Linked DNA regions of Homo sapiens: region 2 is linked to region 1. A link is an interaction called in ENCODE POLR2A ChIA-PET data of the cell type or tissue named here. Cell type or tissue: MCF 10A. All regions are shown on one strand. Each heading gives the region's core, and the rest is flanking DNA. Links, peaks and the distances in the headings are about the cores only.

Evidence for each region. Peaks named below come from ENCODE experiments on the same cell type or tissue, not always from the same donor. Only the 100,000 strongest peaks of a DNase experiment are listed, where the experiment ranks them.
Region 2: POLR2A ChIA-PET joins it to region 1 with 18 read pairs; 23 of 35 experiments call an interaction of 5 or more read pairs at or near these places.

The regions. Positions count from the first base shown.
Region 1 is chr11:10,894,023-10,904,589 of GRCh38, reverse strand. It overlaps LOC124902629 (a long non-coding RNA gene), which reads left to right and starts at 5,257. Exons shown (of 2, transcript XR_007062588.1): 1 at 5,257-5,458. It overlaps LOC107984309 (a long non-coding RNA gene), which reads left to right. Exons shown (of 3, transcript XR_007062590.1): 3 at 4,411-4,449. RefSeq lists enhancers at 4,947-5,016, 4,169-5,368. In MCF 10A, for the core only: no CTCF peak of the experiment used is centred there; DNase peaks (open chromatin) are centred at 3,769, 4,129, 4,619 and 4,949.
Region 2 is chr11:10,836,759-10,847,325 of GRCh38, reverse strand. No RefSeq gene overlaps it. Among named protein-coding and RNA genes, the nearest start is that of ZBED5, 16 kb to the left of the region's middle. RefSeq lists a silencer at 8,030-8,324. In MCF 10A, for the core only: no CTCF peak of the experiment used is centred there; a DNase peak (open chromatin) is centred at 4,275.

The DNA of each region.
Region 1 (10,567 bases), core at 1,003-9,002:
AGGTCTATCGTTCCTACATATTGGCAATTAGTAGCTCTGCTTGGAGCAAACATTATAAATTAAATGAGATTAATGAATTGATCATTGTGAGAATAAACTGCATAATAATTTTGTTATTATCAAATCAAAACATACCTAACCCAAAGGTTGCTGCCCTTCACCAGCCAATAGGTACAATTAGGCTTGTGTTCACATTATCATCTGAATCTCATTGGCTTAGCACCCCATCCAGTCAGGCAAGAATTACAGTCTCTGGCCGGGTGCGGTGGCTCACGCTTGTAATCCCAGCACTTTGGGAGGCCGAGGGGGCGGATCACGATGTCAGGAGATCGAGACCACGGTGAAACCCCGTCTCTACTAAAAATACAAAAAATTAGCCGGACGTGGTGGCGGGCGCCTGTAGTTCCAGCTAGTCGGGGGGCTGAGGCAGGAGAATGGCGTGAACCCGGGAGGCGGAGCTTGCAGTGAGCCGAGATCGCGCCACTGCACTCCAGCCTGGGTGACAGATCAAGACTCCGTCTCAAAAAAAAAAAAAAAAAAAGAATTACAGTCTCTGACGAAGTTCCTCCCCAAGACCTTCCAGGAGTCCCTGAGTGGGACCTTACCTATGAACCCAAATCAGCTCAGGCCCCCCCATGCTGCTGGCCTCTATCCGTACAAACCAGAGCTGCTAACGAACCTTCTGCTAGCCTGAGATCTGGGGGTCCTGCTGCTATACACCATCACTGTGATGTAGAAGCCCACCACTGTCACTGCACTGCCTCTGCTGAGCTGGATGGAGACCCTCTTCGCAACACCAATGACTGAACCACTGATGTTCATGACGGAGTTACTCAGCTCCCCAGTCACTGCCAACGGGAAGAGAAGAATGTTTGACTTTTCATAAGCCATAGCAGGAGTCCTGCTATAATTTCCCTTCCCTCTTCCCCTTCCTTTCCTTTGGGCCCCAAACCATCACAGAGTTTACTTAAACAGGTGTTCGAATTTTTACACCCGGCCCTTGCTTCCAGGGTGCTCGGGGGTCTTGATGCCACTCCTCTTTGGTGCCCAGGCCCCACTACCAGGTCTGGACCACCATGCCAGCCTACTTTCTCCCTTTCAGTGACTTTTCCCTCAAGGAGCCAAATCACCTTCCTGAAACCTGGTTCTGTCAGACCCCCCGAACTATCAGCTTCTTCTTCTTTCTTTTTTTTTCTGAGACAGAGCAAGCTCTGTTGCCCAGGCTGGAGTACAGTGGCACAATCTCAGCTCACTGCAACCTCTGCCTCCCTGGTTCAAGCAATTCTTCTGCCTCAGCCTCCCGAGTAACTAGGATTACAGGTGTGCTCCACCACACCCAGCTAATTTTTGTGTTTTTAGTACAGACAGGGTTTCACCATGTTGGCCAGGCTGATCTCAAACTCCTGACCTCGTGATCCACCCGTCTCAACCTCCCAAGGTGTTGCAATTACAGGCGTGAGCCACTTCGCCTGGCTACTATCAGCTTCTTAAGCGTTCTTGCTCAGGACTTCTTTGGTCTTAAGTAAATCATCAGATATATGGCTAAGAAAATTTTGAAGCATGGATGGGCATTGGTCCTGCTGGACCAGCTAAATGCATGGGAGGAAGGGTGTTGCCCAAATCTGCATATCAGATAAAGTCTCACTCAGCTCCTGCCCGGCCGAGACCTCTACAGTCATACCACCCTGAACACGCCCGATCTCGTCTGATTCCCCAGATACAGATACACAATACATTTTATTTTTTATTTAAGGAAGTTACTTTACAGCTATAAGCAGCATCTAAAACAAAGAAGTGTATGTATCCACTCAGCTTCCCCCTTTATAGTAGTTTCTGAGATACAATATCATTTTTTCTATCTACTGTTGGAAAGTTTCTGAAGACTTTCTCTGAAAAGAAGCAGGCATGAATGATCCTTGGAGACACTGTGCTAAGTGAAATGGGCCAGACACAAAGGGACAAACGTTGTATGGTTCCACTTATACGATGTACCTAAAGTGGTTAAATTCTTAGAGACAGAAAATAGAATGGTGGTTGCCAAGGGCTGGAGGAAGGAGGAAATGGGGAGTTGTTGTTTAATGGATAGAATTTCAGTTTTGCAAGATGAACATGTTCTGGAGATGGATAGCGGTGATAATTGCACAACAGCGTAAATGTACTTAATGCCACTAAAGTATACACTTAAAAATGGTTAAATATGATCCAGTGGTCACACTACTTGGCATGTAACCAAAGGAAGGGAAATCAGTATATTAAAGAGACATCTGCACCCCCATGTTTCTAGCAGCACCACTCACATTAGCCGAGATATGAAATCAATCTAGGTGTCCAATAACAGATGAACGGATTTTTGAATGGTGGCACATATACACAGTGGAATACTACTCAGCCATAAAAAGAATGAATTCCTGTCATTCGCAGCAACATGGATGGAAGTGGAGGACATTATGTTAAGTGAAATAAGCCAGGAAGAGAAAGTTCAATACCACATATTCTCACTCATATGTGGAAGCTAAAAAAAAAAGAAAAAAAGAAAGTTGATATTAGAAGTAAAAAGCAGGCCGGGCACAGTGGCTCACACCTGTAATCCCAGCACGTTGGGAGGCCAAGGTGGGTGGATCACGAGGTCAGGAGATAGAGACCATCCTGACCATCCTGGCTAACACGGTGAAACCCCGTCTCTACTAAAAATACAAGAACAATATTAGCCGGGTGTAGTGGCGGGCGCCTGTAGTCCCAGCTACTCAGGAGGCTGAGGCAGGAGAATGGCGTGAACCTGGGAGGCGGAGCTTGCAGTGAGCCGAGATCCTGCCACTGCACTCCAGCCTGGGTGACAGAGGGAGATTCTGCCTCAAAAAAAAAAAAAAAAAAAAAAAAGAAGAAGTAAAAAGTAGAACAGAGGATACTAGAAGCTGGGAAGGGTAGTGTGGAGAGGGGCAGGGGAAAATTTGTTAAAGATACAGAATGACAGCTAGATAGGAGGAATATGTTGTAGTGTTCTATAGCATTGTAGAAGGACTATAGTTCACAATAAGAGAGAGACTCAAATAGCTAGAAGGATATTGAATGTTCCCAACACAAAGAAATGATAAATGTTTGAGGTGGAAGTCTATGCCAGTTACCCTGATCTGATCACTATATATTATATGTATCAAAACATCACTATGTACCCCATAAATATGTACAATTATGTGTCAATTTTAAAAATACAATTTTTAAAAGTATTTTGAAATAAAAAAATTTGTAATGTTTTAATGCTAAGTTTTATATTCTTATATGTTACTACTATGAAATGAATAAATAAATAATAAAAGAACATACGGACGACCCTGAAAAAAAAAAAAAAGAAGTAGCAGAAGCAGACGCAGAGGTGTTATGAGTGGAGTTGGGGGTTAGGTCAGCCTCAGAAAGCCAGAGAGAAGGGATTTGCCTGGAATACTGAAGAAGCTCTAGCCACAGATGAGGCTAAGTTGAGTGTGAAGAAGGCTGAAGAAAAGAAAAGGATTTTTTTTGTTTTGTTTTTGGCATGGCACATAGTAATAATTATCCCTCACAAGAATGTAGCATGTTAGTTTTCAAAACACTTCCATGAGTGATCTAACTTGCTGTCATGACAAGCAACCCCAAGTGAAGGGCAGGGGCTCAGAAAACCAGGGCCACTGAATGGGGAAAGCTGTTCCTTCCCAGTGCAAGCTCATAGCCTCCACGGGGAACTGACAGTCCATGTTGTCAGTAAGGAAACCGCAGCTCAGACAGGTGGACTGACTTGCCCCAAATCCCAGAGCTACTAACTAGCAGAGACTTGATCCTAGGTCTCTCAACTTCCAACCCACTGCTCTTTCCACAACCAGGTATGAATTAAAACAGAATGAAACAGGAAAAGTTAAACATAATTCTCGACCGCGTCGAAGAATGAAAGGATCCCTATTGTATGTTAAAACTCAAAAGACAGAAGTATATAATTTGGGGATATATTTTAAACTTTACACAATCCTCCCACCCCTAGCTCTGAGTAGGAAAAAGGGTAAAAACAGAATCTGGGGTGAGAAGTCATCTGACTCATCCATGATGTGGTAAAGAATCTGTAAGCAAACACCCTGCATTTATTTCAAGTACTGTGTCTCATTCTGCCAGCCCTGGCAGCCGGCCCACTGCTTGTGCTTCAGGGGCCCTCCTTTGGAGACGTGCTCAGAGCCCTATTTTAGGAGGACAGAAGTGGCCTAAAACATGTGGCCATTAAGCTAGAATTTTAAAGGACACACACACACACACACACACACACACACACACACGGACACAGCAAGCTATCTGGTAAGCTGGTGGTTAAGAATCCGAATGTGTGCTCAAGGCCCCTCTGACACAGGCAGCCTTATCCACAGAACTTCATCCCTGTGTTTTGGCCTGTTCCAGGAAGAGCCAGCAAAGTTGCCTGCAAGAGAGAGCACGTGGCCTGAGGGGTGAACCAGGGACAGCCTCTGAAGAGCGAAGGATTTATCTGAGCAGCCAAATGTCCACTGACAGACAGGTCTGTGTGTGCTAGAGAAACTTGTTCCACAGCTCAGATGAAAAACGTATTGTGGAATTCACCCACAAGGGGAAGTGAGTTAATGACTGGGGCGTTTCATCTTCTGCCTAGATGCGTCATAAAATCAACTTGTAAAGCCTGGCTCAGAAAATACATTTACTCTCCCAGATGTGGTTCCATATAGGGCTATGAAACATTTCAAAGAGTGATCGCTCACAGAGGAGTGCGTTCTTAGGCTTTCTCTGTGCTGGGAGTGGGGCCGGTGGCCTGAGCCTGACAGCCCATCCAGGCTGTGGTCAAATTTGCTGACAAGCAGCCCAAATCTGCCCAGAGCATCTGCTCACATCTGGGATTGTGACTCATCTGCCTCTGTCTCCCCCAGCACTATTCACTCACTCCTGCAGGCCTGAGCATGTAAGCCCCACGGTGCCCAGGGCCCAGCGCCCAGACTTGTCCCTCCACCCAAGCACCCATCACGGCTTGTCCTTATCTCCAACACTGCCTGCCCCTCCCATTTAGACTTGGTCTGCTTTCCCAGCTCCAGGTTCAGGGCAAACCATGCTTAGACCTTCTTGGACTCAGCCTGAGCTATCATAAGAGGTTCCCAGGCTAAAACACATGCACAGTCTCCTGCACAGTGGTGTCTGTTCTGGCCCTTTAAATTTAGCAGATCCACACTCCCACCACGCCCAGCTGGCCCACCAGAGTGAGCCACAGGCAACACATGTTCTAAACCAACCCTGTTCACCCTGGACCTACTATTTTTGCACTCACCTCCCTGGTTCTCAGATTTCTGGCTCCGGTTCCCAGCTGCCATAGCCCCTTTGGTCCCTTCACTTTGGTGACCCTTTAGGCTTCCCTTTTTAGACCACAGCTGTCACATGTTTCTGACTCAACTTGCTTCTGCCATGCCAGCGTCACCCCTGGTCTCAGGTGAGTACCCCATGATTCAGGCCCAGACCCTGAAGACCCCCTCCCCTGAGATCACTCCCAGAAGAGGCGGAGGGTGAGGGATTTGTTCCTGGGGTCCCTGCCTGGCTTCTCACCTTCAGCCTTGCGTTGTCTTTCAATTCCAGCACCTGGACTTCCCTGGTCATGCACCCGGGCATTGGCCTCAACTTAGGTCCTGATCCTCGGAGTCCCTCACTCACCTGGGACAGCTCTGTCCCGAACTCAGTTTCTGATTTCATGCTGGTCTTGCCCCAGTTACACCAACCCACCCCCCTCCCTATCTCATTGAGGTCAGAGTGGAGGAGGCTCTCAGGCTTCTGAAGGGAGGGAGGCAACACTGCCTCAAATGGAGCCCTGATGGGGCTCAGAGCCTGTGGGGAGTCTCACAGCTACCTGGGAATCTTTCTGTCCCTGGAGACAGCACAAGTCAAGGCACTTGAGGACTCTCAGTTGTGTGTAGGGAGGAGGATGCTGCTCCAAATAGCGCAGACAAGCATTCAGTTCTAAAACCTCAGAGCTCAGAGCAGCTGAAGAGCAGAGGCAGCCCTCTGGTCCCACATGGCTCACATTCTCTTCCTTGTCCGCCTGACTCCATGTGTGACTTTAGCAACATGTCTGTCGAGGATGTTCTACCCCTAGCCCCTGCACCAGCAAACAAATAAGTCCTCCCAAGGCTCCCCATGCCTGATGTCTCCATTCCCTCCACTCCAGAAGGAGCAGAAACAAGGGCCTGCTCCCCTCCTCCTCCTCTCCAGCCCTCATCACTCCCTTCCCTGGGGGCCAAGGCACTCAAAAACCATCTTCCCCTAAAAGCTCAGGGACTCACTTGGTTTTCTTTCCCAGAAGCCCTAAAGATAGTAGCTTTGCTTAATGAGAATGCCCCATGGTGAAATGGTGAGGACCAAGACTCTGGTGCCTGGTCCACAGGGGAATTCCAGCTCTGCCTCTTGCTAGTGATGAGACCCTAGACATGTGATGGAACTTCTCTATAGTGTTTCCTCATCTCTGAGGTTGGAAAACTAATGGTCCCCACCCCACTGCATTGCTGTGAGCCATATACGCATTAATTAGTGTAAAAATGGTGCCTCCATGTAATAAGTGCCGTGATGCACAAGCTCTCATTTATTGATTTTTCACTGTATGTGAGGCCTTACTCTAAATACCTTACATCCAATAATTCGTTTTTCCTAAGCAAAGTGAAATAGAGACAGAAGGATCATTTTATAATTCTAATTTAAATTATCATTAATATTTATTGCATAAGTTCCATCAACAGGAGTTGAAATGCATTGTTGAAATTCATCACAATATTTGCTACTTTAAAGAATCAAACTGTTTTTACTTTTTTTTCTTGTGCTCTCTCTCCTGGCCTTGTAAGGTTTATGCATAATAAATATTCATATCTGGTCAAAAAATAAACTAAGTTGTAAAAGGTTAGAGAATTTCCCTATCTGAACACGCAAACCCAGTGTGTAAAGATGACAAAAATAAACCACCCAGGGGACAGAAACTCCCAGTAGTGCCCCTCCTATGGATACAGGCCTGTATCATAGTATGACATAGTACAGGCACAATTCTGTATGTATCTCTTTTTTTTAGAAACAGGTTCTCACTGTGTCACCCAAGCTGGAGTGCAGTGGCCCTCTCAAAGGTCATTGCTCACTGCAGCCTCAAACTCCTGTCAAGTGATCCTGTCACCCAGCCTCCTGAATAGCTAGGACTACAGGCATGCACCATCACGCTCAGCTAATTTTTAAATTTTTTTGTAGAGATGGGGTCTTGCTATGTTGCCCAGGCTAGGCTCAAATTCCTGGCCTCAGGCAATCCTCTCATCTTGGTCTTTCAAAGTCCTGGAATTACAGGAGTGAGCCACCATACCCTGCCCTGTATCTTTTGACTTAACATTAAATCATAAACAGTTTCCATGTTGCTGTATAGCCTTTGAAAGTATCACTTCAATGACTGTAGAATAACTCATTTAGTTGAATTACTATAATTGAACTGACATCATTATTGAATAATGGTAGGGTTTTTTTGCTATTACAAATGATTCTGTAGTAAACTCTTAGCAGAAATGACATTTTTTTTCTTTCAGGTGATTTCTTAGGCTAATTCTCAGAGATGGGGTTATTGGGCCAAAAAAGCAAACTATGGCTTTCCGAAGCTCTCATTGTTCCCATTATGTCATGCATCCCTGAGATGCAGTCAGCAGAGGATTCTATTTGAGGGACTAAACACTCCCGGGGAAAGCAGGAAGAAGGAGACGGGAACTAACATTTGCTATTGAGCGCCAGGCATCGTCCTACAGGCTTCGAAGTGAACCTTGGATGTGCTGCTGATCTGACCTGCCCAGATTTGTCATCATTGTTATTGTCTTGGCCTCTTATGAAGACGTTCACCCAGCAGGACTTCAGAAGCTTTGTTCACTCGATCTCATTTAATCCTCACAATAGTGCCCTAAGGAAGATATTAGTATCCCCATTTTACAAAGGAGGAAACGGGAACCTGGGGAGATTAAGCGAAGGCCTCACAGATCATGAATAGAAGAGGCTGGAAACCTAGTCTGGTTCAAGGGTGTGCTCTTTCTGCTCTGCCATGCTGTGCTTCAGCCCTTCCCCACTCTCAGCCCCATGTGCACGCAGATAGGGATTTTCACTCTTTGCCCTGTATGAAAGGAGGGAAGGTAAGACACATGAGCCTAGGGGGAAGGTCCATCTGCAGGACTACCCTGAAGGGGATGGGACATTCCTGGCCCTCAGCCTACAAACTCTTTCCTTTTATTTCCTGCTGGTGAAAAGCATAATTTAAAGATGACTTTGTTTTATACATACACATACATACAATCACACACACACACACACACACTCACTCACTCCAAGAAGAGGGCTCTCTGTAAATAAAAGACCTGTCACCTATCAAAGATGCTAACCAAGGACTTACCAAATGTCCTTTGATGCTAAGTATCTTTCAGAAAAGTTATTACTCAACCTGAGTCCACGGACTAGGCCTATCCTTATGTTAAAATAATTCTCTCATGGAATTATTTGATTTGGCCCAACATCTACCAGCTTTGCACATATTTCAATATTTCAATTAAACCACCAAACCTCAGTCTATATTAATTCCAGCCTTTTTTTTTTCTACTAAAGGGGACCTTCATTATTTCCCTGCATGTTTGAAATTATTGTCTCTCGGCCAGGCGAGGTGGCTCACGCCTGTAATCCCAGCACTTTGGGAGGCTGAGGTGGGCGGATCATGAGGTCAAGAGATCAAGACCATCCTGGCCAACATGGTGGAACCCTGTCTCTACTAAAAAAAATTACAAAAATTAGCTGGCTGTGGTGGCACACGCCTATAGTCCCAGCTACTCGGGAGCCTGAGGCAGGAGAATCGCTTGAACCTGGGAGGAGGAGGTTGCAGTGAGCCGAGATCGTGCCACTGCATTCCAGCCTGGGTGATAGAGCAAGACTCTATCTGAAAAAAAAAAAAAGAAAAAAGAAAAGAAATTGTATTCAAAACACACTGAATTCATAAAATTCCAGATGCTGCTCAATGATGCCTCTGGGCCAGTGACATCCTGGCTATCTTAGTTAAGACTACAAAGGAACAGGGTGGAACTGAGGCTACAGCTGGAGAGGGTTACGAAAGCACAGGGACTGGCACCAAGAAAACTCAGATTTACTGGAATGAGTATGTTAGAGCCACTGCTGCATGTGGCAGGAGATCATTTCAATGGCTCCATGAACTGAGTTTTGCAATGTGTAGAACTGTGTAGACTGTTTGTCAGGCCTCTTTCAGATGCAAGTGAGAGAAACCTGACTAGCTAATGCAGAGGTAGGATTTATTGGCCCCTAGTTGAAAATTCTAGGGGTAGTCCTCAAGTGTAACTGGGTTCAAGTGCTTAAATGATATCAACAGGAATTTGTCCCCATCTTTTGGCCCTCTTTTCAGGGTGGTGATGAGATGGCCACCAGGCCTATTTCACAGAAATTTCAGCAGAAAGAAGAACTTATTGCCCGATTGTTCCATTAAAAGTCCCAGAACTAACTCTCAATTGGCCTAAATTGGCTCATTTGCCAGATATCCTCAGCTTGACCTCCAAATCTACTCTCTCCTCTTCTTTGAGCTTGGTAGCTGGGAGGTTGGCCACTCTCTACTCTTCTTCCAGCTCGGTAGGTGAGAGATTGGATATATCAATGGCTCCTTTCCTCTGTGCCTTGCCTTGGGTATTGTCAATAGTGAGACCAGTGGGAGGCTGGAGGAAGAGATAAGAATGAAGTCAGGATGTTAATTTCCCCCAGCACCCCTTGCAAGGGTCCACATGAGCTGGCTATATCTCTCAGCCAATAGTCACAGGTCCTGCCTGCAGCTTCTCCATACATCTTCTCTCTTTGAGTTCCAGTAATGGCTTCCCAGTTTTGCCTCTGCAACCTAAAAGCAGTACTATGCCCTACTGTGAGCAGCCCCAGAAACTGCACTATCCTTTACGGTTTTCCCACACTCCACCTACACCTCCATGGAAGGGTTATTTGATAACCGATTTTGAAAGTGTCATCTGTTTCCAAGATCCTGACCGATACAGCTAACATGTCCATCCCTAAGACAAATCCATGTGTCTCACTGGGCAGGCCTACCCCTGGGACAAAGGTCTGAAATTAGCTCCATCAAAACCACAGGTACTGAGAGTGGAAGTATGGTAGTCCCCCAAAGGGACAGACAAAAACAACCTATGATCACCACATTTATCAAAGTAGACAAGAAAGAATTCTAATCAGCAGTATTAGGCTACCCAAGCATTCTTCAGAAGCAGTAACTACATATAAATAAGGATAAATTTCAGAGACTAAACACATGCTGAAACAGCATTCAGGGTGTCTTTCATCTATGTACACTCAAATCAACGCCTTTTAAAGACCTGGTCACTCATTTTCTGAGCTCTAGGTCTGTTGATAACTCTCTTCTGAAACAAATTGAAATTTCTATCATCAATTCACTTTGAAATGTCATAAAGCAGCTTAGGCCTTGGCTGGCTGAGCAATAAAGCAGGCCCTCTTGGCAGCTCAGATGAGCTGCCCCTGACAGCAAGACAGG
Region 2 (10,567 bases), core at 863-8,862, 57 kb after region 1:
CAAGCTTTTTTTGACTCCAATCCACAAGTAGATTTTATATGGTGATCCAGGTGTGTTTGTGTGTATACACCAAAGTTTCATAAAACAGTATTAACTCGTCATATATGTTATGCAGTTTCAAATTTAATAGTCTAATTTTTTAAGTAATGGTTATAACCCAAGAGTTAATTTCCTAATTCATTCTCAGGTTATGGACCACTGTTTGAAAGACACTGATGAGTGTAATGCAATTTCCCTTAGAAAAATTGTTGAGAAACCTGGATAAAAGCCTACTGGAGGTATGGTATTACTCTGACCACAGAATTGGTCCAGGAATACTATGTGACTCAATACAAACCAGAGAAAAGCAAGGGCAATAGTATGGGGGCTTTAAAAAAAGATGCTTCCTCACTCTTAAGGAAGAGATAAGTGTCCTGTGTATGTGAGAGCAAGAATAATGCCACTCTAGCTACCCAGCTAGTGGTTAAAGCCACAACACAACAAAGAGGGCAGAGGCCTTATATGGTAACCTGAGTGCCTACATTTGTCTCTAACTTGCTAAAATTTCAGGCATGCTGAAAGAAATATCAAACTTAGACTAAATCTATAGCAACACCAAGAAGCAAAAAAGTTATGTTTGCTCTCAAAGAATTTACATTCTAGTGGGAGAGACAGACAATAATAAGTGCTACAAGGAAATTTTTTCAAAAGAGAGTAAATGAAGGAGGGTCCTTACTGCGAGTGATCTAAGAAGGTATTTCCAAGGAAATGACATTTGAGCTGAGACCTCAGTAATAAGAAGGAGCCAATCAAATGAAGATTGGGGAAAGAATATTCCAGAGGGAAAGAAAGCAAGTACAAATACCCTGATGCAGGAAAGAGTGAGGTGTGTCTGAGGAATGCATCATAGAAATTGTCAGTAGGTAGGAAGGAGGCAGGGCACTGAGGGTCTTACAGGCCAGTGTAAGGGGTTTGGATTTTATTTCAACTGTGTTGGGAAGCCACTGTGGTTCTTAAACACGGGGAAGGGGTGAGGGTTAGGTTACCTCCTTTAGGGAGTATTTAGAAATGTATAAGGGAATTGAGGGAAGAGCTATTGTAACGAGTATTGTAGACCTATTAGTATCATATACTCTTTCTTTTGAGAAACTCAAAGCTTGGATGATATTGGGACCCTCAAAAGACTTCTGAGGAGATCCAGCAGTTTAAGGACTCCACTTTAGAAAATATACATATTAATTGGAAGATTCTGTATCTTAATTTTAAGACAGGGATCATACTTTGAACCTCTTTTCATCCCACACAGCACCATGTTAGGCTCCTTGAGACTGTTAAATTGGACAACTATCCAAATTTGGGAATATGCAAAATCATTGTCGTTACCTTTTGTCATAAAGAAATGTAGTGCATTGATCAAACAAAAGCCTGTGATCTATAAAAAATGCCCAAATTTGACTTGTTTTGTTTTTGTTTTAGTTGAGTAAAGGCATGAATATTTGCTAAGCCATCTCCAGTAACTCTTCCAAGTTGGCTTGCTACACCATGTCCTTTTGGCTGTCACAAATCTTTCCCCACTCTTCTGTTCTTTTGGGAAGAGGAAGCCGGAATTCTTAGTGGGTAGAAGAGCAAAGACTCACCCTTAGGAATTTCACTGTTGGAATTATTTTTTTAATTTTTAAATTCCCTCCACCTTGAATCACCTTGAATCATATGATTTCAAGACTTCATATAGAGAAGTAGCCCCTATCATCCTGCCCAAAGTGTGTAAGGGGAACCCTGATCTGAATAATATAGCACTGAGTAAGCTTGGAATAACAGAATAAGATTTTATTTTTCAAGGCTTTTCTCAATGCTACTAAAATAATATTTTAAGGATCACTCTGGATGTCCATTTCCAGAGCACTTGCTAGTTGTTAGGCAATTAACAACCATTTTATAGCTATGGAAGAATCACCTAACCGTCCGGAAGCACTTTGGGACTTTATAGGAGGCCTTTAAAGTGCAAAGTGTTTTTGCTATTCTTAGATGTATAAATGCAAAGGTTAGACATCACTTCTTATACTCTAAGATGTAAAAAATGGTGTATTGTCAGTCTCAAAGTTTTTGGAATTCTTGACAGATTTTCCCAGGTTCATTCAGCAACATTTATGCATCTTTTTTTTTCCTCAACCAACTGCCTGTTTTGAAAGGCAGGAGTGAAGATGGCTGTAGAATACATGTACCTTAACAGAAACTCACTTTGCAAATACCCATCTCAGCTTTTTAAAATATTTATGGTCTATTAAAGCACCATAATTTGGCCACTCAGCTGTCATCAGGAACTAAGCCAACATTCCTTTTCAGAAAAAGACTTTGGAGAGGGGCAAACACTTCTGACAGTCATACTGTGTACTTATTTTAGAAAATAAGCTGCTCTCAGGCTTCAGTATCCAGTCAAATATAATATAGAACTCTAGTCTGTTTTGAGTCCTACTACAATAATATTTTCACAATAGACTACCAGTTATGAAGTTCTCACATTTTTCCTGCATGCATCAAGTAATTCCAGCAATTCCTAAATAGTGCAGCACCCTAAACTCTACCTATTCTATTTCTGCTTAATTTTGTACTCTAGGAAAAAAGGCAGAATTTCACCAACTAAACTTTATGCAAGAAGATGAGAGATGAATAGTGCTTATCAAACCTTTGTTAAGGCTTGAAGTTCAAGACACAAACTCTATTGTGAAAATCAATGAACAATTGTTTGGTGTATGTATGGAGCATTTACTTGGTATTTAGCCAGTCAAACACTGAAACATACAACCATGCCTCTGCCTTGTATTACATCACTGCTAGTGAAATGGACTTAGGAATCTGGACAAAGTTAGTGTAGCATTTCCAAGTCATAAAATATTTTAAAACATGCTAATTCAGACTAAAGAAATGTTTAATGAAAAGTTTAAATTGTTATTTCCAATTCTATAGAGTAGAACAGGGAATGTAAGATCTATGAGGGCAGGAACCTTGACTTTCTTATCTACCTCTGTATTCTCAGGGCCTAAAATAATGCCTGATGCCTAATAGTTCATTAAATGGGTGTTTAGTATCGATATGTTAGTGGTGGGAAAAGGACTAGGTTTGACTCTGAACTCTTTGACACTTTCTAGTCTGGACCATTGTTCAAGTCACTTAAGTTCTCTCACCCTCAGTTTCTTCCTCTCTTTTAAGAGGAATAATATTTTATTCTGTGTTTTACAGCCCTGCTCTGAGAATCAAATAATGTAATACATGTAAAATCCCTATGTAAAATGTTATAGCATTATCAAATATCATTATTTTAATACTAACAATGTTATAACACAATATTACCTGGTAGAGATTTTTAGTAGACTTGAGTTAATAATAGTTACCTTTTTTGTTTTGTTCTTTTTGATCACATATTGGATGCCAGATGCTTTATATATGTATTTCATTTAATCATGATAACAACTCTGTGAGGTAAGCTATCAATCCCATTTTAGAGATGAAGAAACAAAGGCTATGTGTTAGTTACCTATTGCTTAACAAATTGCTCCAAAACATAGTGGCTTAAAACATCAACATTTATTACCTCACAGTTGCTATACGTCAGGAATCAGGTGGAGCTTAGCTTCAGAGTCTCTCACTGGCTGCGATGAAGGTGTTAGCAAGAGCTGCAGTCATTTCAAGACTCCACTAGAGCCGCGCGCGGTGGCTCACGCCTGTAATCCCAGCACTTTGAGAGGCTGAGGTGGGAGGATCACGGGGTCAGTAGATCGAGACCATCCTGGCTAACACGGTGAAACCCCGTCTCTACTAAAAATACAAAAAATTAGCCGGGCATGGTGGCAGGTACCTGTAGTCCCAGCTACTTGGGAGGCTGAGGCAGGAGAATGGCATGAACCCAGGAGGCGGAGCTTGCAGTGAGCCGTGATTGCACCACTGCACTCTAGCCTGGGCGACAGAGCGAGACTCCGTCTCAAAAAAAAAAAAAAAAGACTCCACTAGTGAAGGATCCACTTCCAAGCTTACTCCTGTTGGCAGGATTCAGTTTTTTGCAGGCTGTTGGAAGTTCCTTGACACATGGACCTCTACAGGGCAGCTCACAACATTCCAGCAGGTTTCATCAAAGTGAACAAGTGAGAAAGCACCAGTAAGACCAAAATCATAATTTTTTGTAACCTAGTTTTGGAGGTGACATCCCATCATTTTTGTTATGTTCTATTCATTAAAAGCAAGTCACTAGGTCCAGCCCATATTCAAGGGGAAGGTATTATGCAAGAGTGTGAATACCAGGAGGCGGAAATCACAGTGAGCCACTTTAGAAGGCGTCTCCCTCAGGATCAGGGTGCTCAAGTTGTTTATCCAGTTTTACAAAGCTAATGAGTAACAAACCTGAGATTCCAGGTTACATCTGTCTGACTTCAAAGCACACAGTATTTCCATTTGTTGCTCTTCTCTCAGTGAATACATAGAATTGTATGTAATTTTTATATTATGTTTATGGTTAGCATAAACTTGACTAGAGATGAATTTTTCTAAAGCATTAAAAATGTTTGGCCAGGCACGGTGGCACATGCTTGTAATCCCAGCACTTTGGGAGGCCGAGACAGGCAGATTACGAGGTCAGGAGTTCAAGACCAGCCTGACCACCATGGTGAAACTCTGTCTCTACTAAAAATACAAAAATTAGCCAGGTGCAGTGCTGCGCACCTGTAATCCTAGCTACTCAGGAGGCTGAGGCAGGAGAATTGCTTGAACCCGGGAGGCAGAGGTTGCAGTGAGCAGAGATGACACCACTGCACTCCAGCCTGGGCAACAGAGCAAGACTCTCTCAAAAAAAAGTTTGTTTTGTGTCATAGAATAAGTTACCTTCATTCTAATGTTTTTTAGGATTGTTCATCCTAATCAATTTTCTTAATAGATAGGGACAGTTAAATCTTTTTCATTCTTGGTCTGTGATAATAAATTCCAAGTTTTAGTTCATATTTTTAAAAACACACAAAGTAGAAGTTACCTGTCAGCAAGACCATCTAAGGAAAATAATCTGGTGGATATGCTAGTATTACTAATAGACCTGTGGAGAGCATTTTTTTCATTTGTTAATTTATTCACAGTTTAATGGGGTACAGGGACAGACATTTATAAATAACAATAAAGATTTATACAAGGATCTATGTAAGTTCAGAGAAAAATATGATGAAGTATGAGTCAAAGACAAATTCATAGAGATAAATGCTGTATTTGAGTCTTGAACCATGAATCTGAATTTATCAGGTGGCCAAGGCACTGTGTTTTTTTTTTTTTAAAGCCCTCCCTTTTTTTTAAGAGACAGGATCTCACTCCAGGCTGGAGTGCAGTGATGCCTTCATAGCTCACTGCCACCTCAAACTCTTGGCCTCAAGTAATCCTCCCACCTCAGCCCCCTGAGTAACTAGGACTATAGGTGTGCATCACGATGCTCAGCTAATTATCAACTTTTTGTAGAGATAGGGTCTTGCTATTTTGCCCAGGCTAGTCTCAAATTCCTGGCCTCAAGGAATTCTGCCTCGGCCTCCTAGAATGCTGGGATTATAGACTTGAGCCACCACGCCCAGTCTGTTCAAGATTATTAAAGATTATCAGAGTCCAAATTACCAGCAGACTTGGAATTTTGAGAAGTCTCTGAAAGAAGGGAGATGGGATCAAATTGGCAGTGTAATAATTCAGGCTCAGAAGTGATAGATTAAAGAAAAGAGATAGATGGAGTAGGGGAGTAGAAGGCAGGGGTGGGGATGGCATAGCGTCCTAGAGCAACTATAAAGGATAACTTTTGGGGAATGGAATTTGAAACCTCTGGTTGGGTTGGCTCCTTCCCTCATTCATTCTTCAAAGCCAAGGGTACCTCAGAATGGTATTTGCCCCTAGCTAGCACAGTGACTTTGGAAACTTGGGGCCAATAAGCCAGGCAGTACCCCAGTGGCTACACTGTGTCCAGGAAAGGAAGCCTCATTTCACACTCAGAATGTTAGCTACTGGCATACCCTGTCCAGGATTACATTTTATCCCCTCACAATCACTAGAGCAAACTATGATAAACAGAAATGGCCTCATACACAGAGAACAGGAAATAACAAGATGAGAACAAAATTAGGAACAACCAAATGCCGGAGGAAGACCAGTACCATGAAAGCATGACAGCAGTCAACAAACAAAAAGCAAGTAGTTTTCAGAGTAAACAGAAGAGGATCTGTGAAATGATAATTATTAATAATTAGTGCATCCTGGTGTGGTGTCAGGCATTCTTCTAAGCACCTCACATGTTTTTTTTAAATTTAGTTTGTATACAGAATATCCCCAGAGGAATAGGAGAGAATATTGTAATGATGAAAAAGAACCAGTTAAATAGATTGTTACCATTTTAAAAAATTATGCGAGGTGTGGTGGCTCACACCTGTAATCCCAACAATTTGGGAGGCTGAGGTGGGTGGATTGCTTGAGCTCATGAGTTTGAGACCAGCCTGGGAAACATGACGAAACCTCGTCTCTACAAAAAATACAAAAATTAGCTGGGGGTAGTGGTGCATGCCTGTAGTCCCAGCTACTCAGGAGGCTGAGGTGGGAGGATGGCTTCAGCCCAGGAGGCAGATGTTGCAGTGAGCTGAGATGGTGCCACTGCACTCCAGCCTGGGCATAGACCCAGACCTTGTCTCCAAAAAATAAATAAATAAAATACAATATAATTTTTAAAAATTAAAAGGTGGACTAAACAGTGAATGGACTTCTTCAATGAAGAGCAAACTAGCAAAACTGGAACAGTAAGCTAAAGAGTTACTCCAAAAGAACAAAGATAATGGTGGAGGGTGATTTCAGAGACATGTAAAATAAATGCAGGGATTCCAGTAACTCATAGTTCCAAAGAGAGACACATGAAATAATTTTACGGAGGAAATATTAAAGAAGTGATAGAAGAAAAGTCCATGTCTGGGTGCAGCGGTTTACACCTGTAATCCCAGCACTTTGGGAAGCTGAGGCAGCAGGATCGCTTGAGCCCAGGAGTTTAAGACTAGCTTGGGCAACACAGTGAGACCCTGTCTCTATTTTTAAATATATATGTATTTTTAAAATGTTATAAAGAAAAATTCCTGGCATTACTTTAGTGTAATTTATAAGATTTATTTAATGTCATTTGCATCTAAAAAAGGAGCAAACATTATTTTAGTGCATCTTATTTTTTATTCCACATTGCATCAAAAATTTCATCACTTCATGTGTTTCTAAATCATATATTTATGTTTGCATAATTGTGCTCATTTTTAAACTTTATATATATATATATATATATATATTTAATAGAGATGGGGTCTCACTATGATGGGGTCTCACTGTGTTCAAGACTGGTCAGTCTTGAACTCCTGGCTTCAAGCAGCCCTCCCACCTTGGCCTCCCAAAGTGCCAGGATTATAGGTGTGAGCTACCATGCCCAGCGTAAACTTTTTATTTTGAAATAAAGTTAGACTGGCTGGGTGTGGTGACTCATGCCTGTAATCTTAGCACTTTGGGAGGCTGAGGCGGGCAGATCACCTGAGGTCAGGAGTTTGAGACCAATCTGGCCAACATGGCAAAACCCCATCTCTACTAAAAATACAAAAATTAGCCAGGTGTGGTGGCGGGCTACTCAAGAGGCTGAGGCAGGAGAATCACTTGAACCCGGGAGGCAGAGGTTGCAGTGAGCCGAGATCACACCATTGCACTCCAGCCTGGGAGACAGAGCAAAACTCCATCTCAAAAATAAATAAATAAAGTTACACTTACAGAAAAGTTGCAAAAATAGTACCAATACCTTCACATAGCTTCCCCTAATATCAACGTATTATATAATTATAGCATAATTATCAAAATTAATAAACATAAGTACAATACCATTAGCTAAATTACAAATACACCTTATATAAATGAGGAGAGAAAACAAGTCAATGGGAATGATTAACCTATATAGATACATACAAAATAGAATAAAGTAGATGGGTAGCTACTACATCTTTATTTCTACAACTGGTCTCGTAAACTAGAATATCCTTCCTTCATTATCTATTCCATCTTCATACTGCCAGCATCTGCAGCTGGTTAATAAACTTCCAGTTAAGAGGAACCATTCTTGGATTTTCTGGGTTAGAGCATGTCTCCCTTAGATAAAGAGTTCTACATAGGCAAAGCTCAAAGTTGTGAAAATAGAAAGCAAAACATTTTGAGTGCATCAGTGGGTATCGTAGTGGGAAGTGTTTATCTCAAGCCTGGGTTTCCCAGCAGATATAGATAAGGGAAAAACCGCGCTTTATGTTGGTTGCTGGTTCACAGCACATTGCTGTAGCACAGGAGTTGGCATGCTTTTTTCTGTAAAGGACCAGATAATAAATATTCCAAGCTTTAAAGACCACACATGATTGATATCTGTCATGTATTCTTTTTTGTTGTTACTGTTACAACCCTTAAAAAGTGTAAAAAAAAAATTCTTAAAATCTGTCCAAAAATAGGATTTAGGGCATATTTGCCCTCAGACTATAATTTGCTAATCTCTGCTATAGGGCGACATCCTAACTTTGCAAAGCATTCCTTCCCTGCTGGGAAACAAAAGACACATACACACAAATGTTCATTGCAGCACTGTTCACAATAGCAAAGACATGGAATCAACTTAAATGCCCATCAATGACAGACTGGGTAAAGAAAATGTGGTACATATACACCATGGAATACTAAATGGCCATAAAAAAGAACGAGATCATGTCTTTTGCAGGAACGTGGATGGAGCTGGTGGCCATTATTCTTAGTAAACTCATGCAGGAACAAAACCAGATACTGCATGTTCCCACTTACAGGTGAGAGCTAAATGTTGAGAACACATGGACACACAGAGAGGAACAACAGACACTGGTGCCTACTTGAGGATGGAAGGTGGAAGGAGGGAGATGAGCAGAAAAAATAACTGTTGGCTTAGTACCTGAGTCACAAAATGGAACAGCTGGAACTGAGTCTTCAAAAAGCTGTTCAAGAGTTCTGAAGACCAGCTGCTTCTGGATGATGGAATGTACAGTAAGACCAGTGAGTCTGTGAGCATAGTATTCTGGGTCACCAAGGATTAACACTTGTGTCTGATAATCCCTTAAAGGTCAAGATATTTCCTCCTGTGCACAATTTTACCCTAGCAAATAGCTATATGTCCTTTTGATTGAAGGCTGAGAGAAAGATACTTTTGATGTAATCACACAGTTCTTTCTCAAAGGTACATAGTATACTCTGTATTCTGAGTCTCTGAACTTCCCAGGAATAGAAATAGATGTGGGCTCTGACTTTTAGTGGTGTCTGTAGTCAGGCCTGTGTTTTCCTAATCTAGAGTTTGTTCATTTGCACAAATCTTTAAGTCCTTAGTGAGCTACACATCTGTTTCAGTATTAAAAACTATGATCAATTAGCAACCGTCAAAGATCTCTGTAGGTCAAACCTTTCAATTACCACTCTTGGTAATTGTGCATAATGTTACTATGGCAGTTATGTTCTCCTGTCTGGCCTCTACCACCTCAGGATCCCTCACCATCACTGAAAGTGGAAAGCCCATTTCAAAGAAAAGAAAAAAGAACAAGAAAGGGGGAGGGGGGAAGGCCATTTCAGTGCCAACATATGCAACCTTTATCCCCAGAGGACAGCCATTATAGTAATGTTCAGGGGCACTTGCACTATACTCACCAGTCTATTTATTTATGCTATGGTGTGAAGATAATGTGCTCTAGGTCCTTTGGGGGACACGGGGGTTGATGATCCAATGCAAATAACAACCCATTTCAGGCTGGGCACAGTGGCTCACACCTGTAATCCAAGAGCTTTGGGGAGGCCTAGGCAGGAGGATTGCTTGAGCCTAAGAGTTCAAGGTTGCAGTGAGCTATGATTGTGCCACTGCACTTCGGCCTGAGCAACAGAGCAAGGCTCTGTCGTAAAAAACAAAAAACCCACTTTGAGTTTGCTTTCTTCTTTCTTCCTAAGCCTTTGGAGCTTATCTTCAGCATTATATCAAGACATTTATTCAACCCAGCAATCCCATTACTGGGTAGATACCCAGAAGAATATAAATCATTCTACCATAAAGATACATACACACAAATGTTCACTGCAACACTGTTCACAATAGCAAAGACACGGAATCAACCTAAATGCCCATCAGTGACAGACTGGATAAAGAAAATGTGGTACATATACACCATGGAATACTATGTGGCCATGAAAAAGAACGAGATCATGTCTTTTGCAGGAACGTAGATGGAGCTGGTGGCCATTATTCTTAGTAAACTCATGCAGGAACAGAAAACCAAATACTGCACGTTCCCACTTACAGGTGAGAGCTAAATGATGAGAACACATGGACACACAGAGGAACAACAGACACTGGGGCCTACTTGAGGATGGAAGGTGGGAGGAGGGAGATGAGCAGAAAAAATAACTATTGGCTTAGTACCTGGGTGACAAAATAATCTGCACAACAAACCCGTGACATGAATGTACCTATATAACAAACCTCACATGTACCCCTGGATCTAAAATAAAAGTTAAGCAAAATTTT